2 separate regions of the Homo sapiens genome follow, and region 2 is linked to region 1. The links are chromatin contacts, found by Hi-C or POLR2A ChIA-PET in ENCODE. All regions are on one chromosome and are shown on one strand. Each heading gives the region's core, a stretch centred on a gene start or an enhancer-like site at or near the end of the contact. The rest is flanking DNA. Distances are from core to core; before and after follow the strand shown.

Region 1 (3,607 bases), core at 510-3,009:
CTTTGCTTAAAAGCACCGATGTTTACATTTCAGTTCCAGCTTTGCCAAGTTTACGTTTTAGCATGTGTGATAGCACTTAGAGCAAGTGTAGATAAAAAGTTCAGAAACGTAAGCAAAGCACCCAATTACTGAAACTGGAGAACTTTGGTCTGGTTTCTCTTCCTGTTCCTTTTAATGTAGAAATGTACCCTCAGCATGAGGAGAGGTAGCCCAGATGGAACCTAATGCTCCTTCTAGTTGTAGCATTCTAGAACACTTGTTAAGCATGTATCCACTCTGTGGAAATGCATGTGAATTTCTGCTTTGAGGCCAAGTTACCAGTTTGTGTTTACACGCAGAGTTCAGAGCAAGACACTTAATGTCTTTTCTACTCATCATATTCTTCCTATAAACTGGCAAGGTTGTAAATATTGAAAGGCTGGTTATTCTGTGCTTCAGAATGTGCTGAATAAGGCATTGTTGAGGCAATTGATGTAGTGAAAGGGAAATAGACTGGGATATCATATTGGGCAGACCAGGGCTTAAACCCTCCCCAACCTCTTGCCAGCTCTGTGACGTTAGGCATGTCATTTGACTTCCCTGAGCTTTGAAGTGCTACAATTAATATGGTTTTTAAACCTTCAGCTGGATTTCTGTTTGCAGTTGTATCTGATAAAGACCAAAATCCCAGTCGGGGTCTAGATGCCTTATCTCCCTCAAACATCCAGGCGCTTGGAAACAATGAAATGATTAAAGCTTTTGTCCAGATGTTTATTTGGCTTAGTAGAAATGTAGCCTTGATGTATGAGTAATATATCAATCTGTACAGAGGCTCTTTGAGGAAAGTTCTTGTAAAAGTTTATAGTAAGTTTATTTAGAAAATCTGATATGGAAGTAAATTCTGGTTTCTAAAAACCTAAGACCTCTGTTTTTAAAGTGATGCTGTACTTCGGCTTGGCATAACAGCTATTTTTTGATGCCTCTAGTTCATTTTCTGTACTGGTGTGTGCATGTGCACCTGTGTGTATCCTTCAATTCTCCCTATGGTAGGGCTGAAATTACTTTATTACCATATTACCATGTAGTTTAGCTAAGAATTAAGGGCAAATGCCTCTTACACTTTGTGTGTGTGTGTGTTCTTATATTGTGCCTGGTATATACCAGGCATGTCTAAGTACTTTACAGGTTGTTATCTGATCTCACTCATCCCTTTTATTGGATTGATAAATTGGGCATTGGCTGTAGTGGGGAGGAAATTAAAATAACAGATGAAATTTCTCTTACTAGGTTTTGATCTGTGAAGTCAATCTTCTACTCATATTCTAAAAATTCAAAGTGCCATATGGTACAGAATAAAATTAAAGGGGCAGACTCCACGTCCATATGTTTGAAATGATTTTTTTTTTCTTTTCAAAGGAGGCACTGAGTTGTGTAATGTTCCAAAGTATAAGTAGATATCCCTTTATGGACAAAAAAATGACCCTTTAAATATAACATCAGAAGTTTCTCCCTCTCAGAACCTTTGATGGCTTCCCATTGCCTGTGGGAACAGATCTGAATGCCTTAACTGACTGTGGAGGCTCTTCATGGCCTTTGCCTCATCTGCCTTCGCTGACTTGCCCCCGGCCACATTTCCCTTCACACACTCCAGACTTCCCACTGCTCTAGGCTACCTGCCACCACCAAAAGCTGGTTCCTGCATTTGCAAAGCCCTGCCTCTGGTTCCTGCATTTGCAAAGCCCTCCCTCCTGGGACATGCTGCTTTCTTCCTGGAATTCCTTTCCCCTCATGCCCATCTGACTAATCCTGAAGAAAATGTCTCCCCTGTGATGTCCTCTGGGATTCCCCCAGTCACAGTTAGCTCAGTCTCACGTGTTTCTGGTAGTCTTGGTTCACACCTACCCTTATATATAAGCGTTTCACTTTGCATGGGAAGTGTCTGAAAGCCACTGGATGGTACTGAGGAAAGAGTATGTTCTTAAAAGGCAGACAGACTTGAGATTTAATCCTGGCTCTGCCAAGTGAACTGGAACAAGTTCTTAACCTTTGAATATTAGAGATAGAGCTTGAAAAGAACAGGCAAGAATCTGAGATGCACAAGAAATGTGCACGCGCGCGCGTGTGTGTGTGTGTGTGTGTGTGTCTTTCTCCACTAAACTTGGAGTTCCTAGCAGGCAGACAGCACTCATTATTTTTCTAAACCCAGAGACTGGGACTTAGCAGGTATTTAATATTTTGAGAATGGTCTATTCTTGATGCCTACTCTGGCAGGACCTTATGCTTATATAACTCGCTACCACACGCTATGAAGCTCAATGGTTCTATTTACAGAACACTTGGAGAAAGCCAGCTTAGCCTGTGGTGTCCATCTAGTGGTTGATAGAGGCTGTGGTCTCAATTCCTTTTCACTGTGAGTCATTGTGTTGGTTTAAAGCTCCTGGCTGGTGATATTTAGGGCTAAGGATGTTGGCTTTTGAGAATGAGGCTGATCAATAGCCTAGTGTAGAGAGAAAACAGGATGTAAGCATTTGGTCTTCCACAGTGGCTTTTTAGGGGCTGCTGTCTTCCCTCCTTGGTGGCAGGAATTACTCCATCAACAAATATGGGCACAGATGCCTGCGGGGAGACTCCGTTCTTCAGAAATTGAGGAACTCATTCATGCTGAATTAATTAAAGTCATCCCTCAGTATCCATGAGGGATTGGTTTCAGGACCCCCAGAAAATACCAAAATCTGTGGATGCTCAAGTTTTTCATGTAAAATTGCATAGTATTTGCATATAACCTATGTAGATCCTCCTATATACTTTAAATCATCTCTAGATTACCTATAATATCTAATACAATGTAAATGCTATATGGATAGTTGTTATACTTTATTTTTGTTTGTATTATTTGTTCATAAGAGGGTGCTTCGTGCTCTCATGCATCATTTGCATGTATAATACCTTGTATCTTTTCCTTTATTGCCTGTCAGGTCATCTCCTCTCTGATTCCATCCAAGCAGAGGTAGTGACCTTTCTGTATGCTTCCTTGTTACTTGCTGTATCTGTATTAGCACTGGTAGCACTACATCAGAATTGGTTTATTAGTGTTTGTATGTATGTATGTGAGTATATGTGTGTGTGTATATGCATGTGTGTGTGTGTATGTATGTGTATATATATGTGTATATATGTGTGTGTGTGTATATACATATATATATACATATATACATATATATATACATATACACACATATATATATATATGGGATAGGAAAGACAAAACCCAAACCTGTTGTAAGTTCTAAAGGTTAGGGTCAAATCTGTCTTGAATGCTCCTGTATCTTCATTGGCTGGCACTGTGCCTGCCTGTTGCATAGTAAGCAGTCAATAAATATTTGTTGGCTGGGCATGGTGACTCACATCTGCAATCCCAGCACTTTGGGAGGCTGAGATGGGGGGATCATTTGAGCCTAGGAGTTCAAGACCAGCCTATGCAATATAGTGAGACCTGTTGCAACAAATAATTTAAAAGCTGTTCATGGTGGCATGTTCCTGTGGTCCCAGCTGAGGTGGAAGTATCACTTGAGTCCAGGAGGTTGAGGCTGCAGCGAGCTGTGATTACACCATTGCACTCCAACCTGGG
Region 2 (3,607 bases), core at 685-3,184, 140 kb after region 1:
ATCTCTTTCTTATTGGCTGCATTGGAGTTAGTGGCAAGACGAAGTGGGATGTGCTCGATGGGGTGGTTAGACGGCTGTTCAAAGTAAGTGTTTCAAGACAACGGCTACAGCATACTACCTAACATGGGCATCCGGGCCTGGGGAGGAAAAGAGAGGTTGATGTCCTGAGCTTGGCCATTTCTCAGACCTGTCCCCTTCCCTACATGTTAATGTTGCTGGAACTTGTTCCCTGGCTCTCAAGGGAATGGAAGGACAATGGTAAGTACAGACTGGTCATCGGCCAAATTCTTGCCGTCTGCCCTTTGCAGTGGTGGGCCAGCTAGTGAGTGTGATCTGAGCAACTCTTTGATCCTCTCACAGTGAACTGCTAATGTCCAACTCTCTTTTCACCTTAGAATTGTGTCTTAGGACATATGCTTCGGAGTATGTAATCTGTGGCCAGGGCTTAGACACCAGATTTCTAGCCTTCATTTTGGGGGATTTGATCTGATTTTCCCGGTATCCTGTGCCAACACTTCAGAGTCTTTGATTTGTTTTACGAGTGACATTAATGTCTGATCGATGGCCAGGCTCAAGGATGTTGCCATACTTATTTCTCTATTCTTTTTAATCACATCATTAGATTGGGTGTTTGCCATGGGATAAATAACTAATGAGTACCAGGGTGAACCTTGAAACACATGGTGATTTGAAGGAAGCTTTTGGTACATTTTTTCTATTGTCCTGAAGTAAGTCAACAACTATAAGGGCTCATTAATCATATTCCCTGAGTAGTAATAATAGTCCACGTTTTTTGTGCCAGACACTATGCCAAGCCCCTTATATTATCCCATTTAAAGGTGAAGAAAGTGAGGGTCAGGTTGGGCACTTTTTCAAGGTCATGGATCTAGAATTAGACCCCGTTGGTCCAGTTTAGTTGGTCTGACTTCAAAACCTAACTTAACTATTATGTTGGTTCAAAAGTAATTGCACCACCATAATTACTTTTGCAACAACCTAATAGTACACTATAGTTTCTTTCTAACAGCTAGATCCAGGTAGCCTCATACAGAGAAAATTCTGTTTTTTGACTGGAGATTGGTCCCCATCCTGGTAAGCCAGCCTATAGAAATGAGACCAGAGAAGACATATGAATGGCTTAGATGGACCGATTCTCCGACCTAGGCCAAAAACTTATCTCTGGTGATGGACAGTTGGGACATCCTTGGATTAGAATAACAGTTTGGGCTGAAAAGAGACACATTGGCATCATAGTAAGTGAGGAAATGAGACCATGCAAAGCCTGTTACTGGGATTCCACCTAAGTCATCGTGCAGTCACCTCCTAGTACATGGACCTTAGTTCTACATTTACTAACCTAAAACCTTTTGTTCACTCAACTAAGAGGGAACACTTTCCAAATTAAACACACGTTTTCCTTCTCAAAGATCTAGAGCTGATTTTTTCTAGCAGTCTGCATTTTAATCTCTTTGTATGATCTTTGAGCCAAAAGAAGGGGATGGAAGAGAGATTTCCTGTCAAAATTACTTTTTCGTGAATTTTCCAGCACCATTCACAGGCCCTGATGTCTTCAAGACTTCAGCCGAACTTAGGAAAAGCAGCCTAGCTTTTCCGTGCTTGGTTCATCCAGACTAAACGTTCACAACCTTGTTAGGGGTTTGTTTTTTTTCTTCCACTGCTAACCAAATAAATCTGTATTTTAAGAGGCCTGTGGTACTCGGGCTTTATCCCCTTAGAAAGTCAGTTTTTCTCCCCCTCATCCCACAGCTCAATTTCAACTCAGACATCTGAGAAAGAAGAGAATATGATCATAAATCACCCAGGGAAAACATGAGTCATGGGCAGATTTTAGCCACATCTTTGATGGGGTCTTTATTTTTTATTTTTTCCAGGAATACATCATTCATGTCGACCCAGTGAGTCAGCTAGGGCTGAATTCAGACAGCGTTCTTGGCTACAGCATTGGAGAAATCAAGCGCAGCAACACTTCCGAAACACCGGAGCTGCTTCCTTGTGGCTATCTGGTTGGAGAGAACACGACCATCTCAGTGACTGTGAAAGGTAATTGAGCTTGTTGCAGAAGTCGGAGCTTTCAGGAATTGCAGTGTTTGTTTTGTGACTTGGCATAGGCACTTGTGGCCCCAGTTTTGTTTGTGCATGTATTTGTGGGCTGCTTGTCTCCCTTCTACCACAGTTACTCTATGCAAGTTGAACCGTCTTTTGCTTTTTCAACCACCTTAGGAAACAAAATCATTTTAGTTTATTGCTGCAATTATCTAACAAAAGATCCCATTAGCCTTATGACTCTGAGATGATGGAATCTTAATAACCCTGTTGAAATAGGGCTTTACTAATACTGATGAATTACTCTTGCCAGCAAGCTTTGGATGCAGTCCCGTTCTACAGATGGGAAAACCACGACTTGCAATAGGCTGTAGGAGTCACTCTGAGCATCCTGATGAAACTGCTGAAGCTTGTGCCCACGCATGATGCTGCTAGAGCTTCCAGTTTCTCATTACCTAGTGATATTAAGCCCCAGGCCAGTGGATTCCTTAGAACTCCAGGCCCACAAAGTTCACTGAGGAAAAAAAAAGCTTCACTGCCATGCAATTCTGGGAAACTACATCGTTATCCCCATTTGTGTTTAGGGGACAGGAGTGCACTGGTACATCAAAGGCTCTGTCATTCAGTGTCCTAACTCCTGCTGTTAAAAAGGCTGTTTAATCCAGTCTGTCCCAAATGTATTTGATTGTAAAACCCTATCATTTCCTATATGTTATGGACCACTTGAATATAGACTTTCATAAATACTGTACTAGGCTCATTCTTTTGTGTTGTCTCATTTCTTACTTCCCTGAAAGGCACTGCTCTTGACTGCAGTTTTGCAGTTGTTTGATGCAAGGTGTATTTCCTGGTTGGTAGAATTTCCACAAGCACCCCACCATTTTCCATCAGCAGGAATTAAGATCTTGCTCTGCAGGTGGCAAGTGGTACATATTGCTTGAGCCTCACACAGCCTCCTCCTGCTAGCAAGTGAAATTCCACAATTGTGCCTTTGGACTAAAAGTGACAGAAACAGACTCAAAAGTAGCTGTAACAAAAAAGGAAATGTATGGGCTCATGGCCTTGGGCAATCCAGGGGTACACCTCAAGCACAGCTGGATCCAGGTGGTCAGACAGTGAATCAGGACCAGGCCTGCCTCAGCTTTGCCCATCGGCTGTGCTTATTTATTGAGCTCTTTGTACCTGGTTGATGAAATGGCCCCTGGTAGCCCAATTCCTTCTTCTAGCTTAGGAACCTGAAGGAAAGAGGGGTTTTTGGGAAAATGTAACAGATAATTCCTAGGGATGACTCTGGCCCACTATAGGTCAAATGCCCATCACTGAATTGGTCATTATGACCAGGGAGAGGATTTGTCCGAGCCTGGGCACCAGCCCATCCATTTGGGTTGGTGGAAGAGCTGGACCAGTGGAGGAGAATTGGTGGAGTTGCTGGATTGGTTCCACTTGAACCACCAGGAATGAGCTCCCCATGGGAAAGAAGAGTTCTACCATGAGGGGAAGCAGGAAGGAGTATCAGACCCACTGGAACAATCATCCTCGACAA

Evidence for each region. A loop is a pair of places that touch in the nucleus more often than their neighbours do. ChIA-PET counts read pairs that join two places held with the same protein, here RNA polymerase II (POLR2A). Pooled maps may share reads with other maps.
Region 2: a map of endothelial cell of umbilical vein shows a loop between it and region 1 (5-fold over the local background). The contact joins two enhancer-like sites. A Hi-C loop is called at or near these places in 15 of 168 maps with a recorded cell type or tissue (B cell, CD4-positive, alpha-beta T cell, GM11168 and 11 more) and 7 of 50 pooled maps. POLR2A ChIA-PET finds 5 or more read pairs at or near these places in 6 of 52 experiments (AG04449, MCF 10A, OCI-LY7 and 3 more).

Annotation. Positions count from the first base shown.
Region 1 is chr11:19,951,761-19,955,367 of GRCh38, forward strand. All of the region lies in intron 10 of NAV2 (neuron navigator 2), which reads left to right. Among named protein-coding and RNA genes, the nearest start is that of NAV2-AS3, 28 kb to the right of the region's middle. Within about 2 kb of position 1,760, at least 5 of the 41 ENCODE cell types and tissues checked have a DNase peak (open chromatin) inside an H3K27ac peak, as active enhancers do; they include endothelial cell of umbilical vein, where a contact is called at or near this core.
Region 2 is chr11:20,095,685-20,099,291 of GRCh38, forward strand. NAV2 (neuron navigator 2) reads left to right here. Exons shown (of 38, transcript NM_145117.5): 30 at 1-83; 31 at 1,893-2,061. Among named protein-coding and RNA genes, the nearest start is that of NAV2-AS2, 48 kb to the left of the region's middle. Within about 2 kb of position 1,935, at least 5 of the 41 ENCODE cell types and tissues checked have a DNase peak (open chromatin) inside an H3K27ac peak, as active enhancers do; they include endothelial cell of umbilical vein, where a contact is called at or near this core.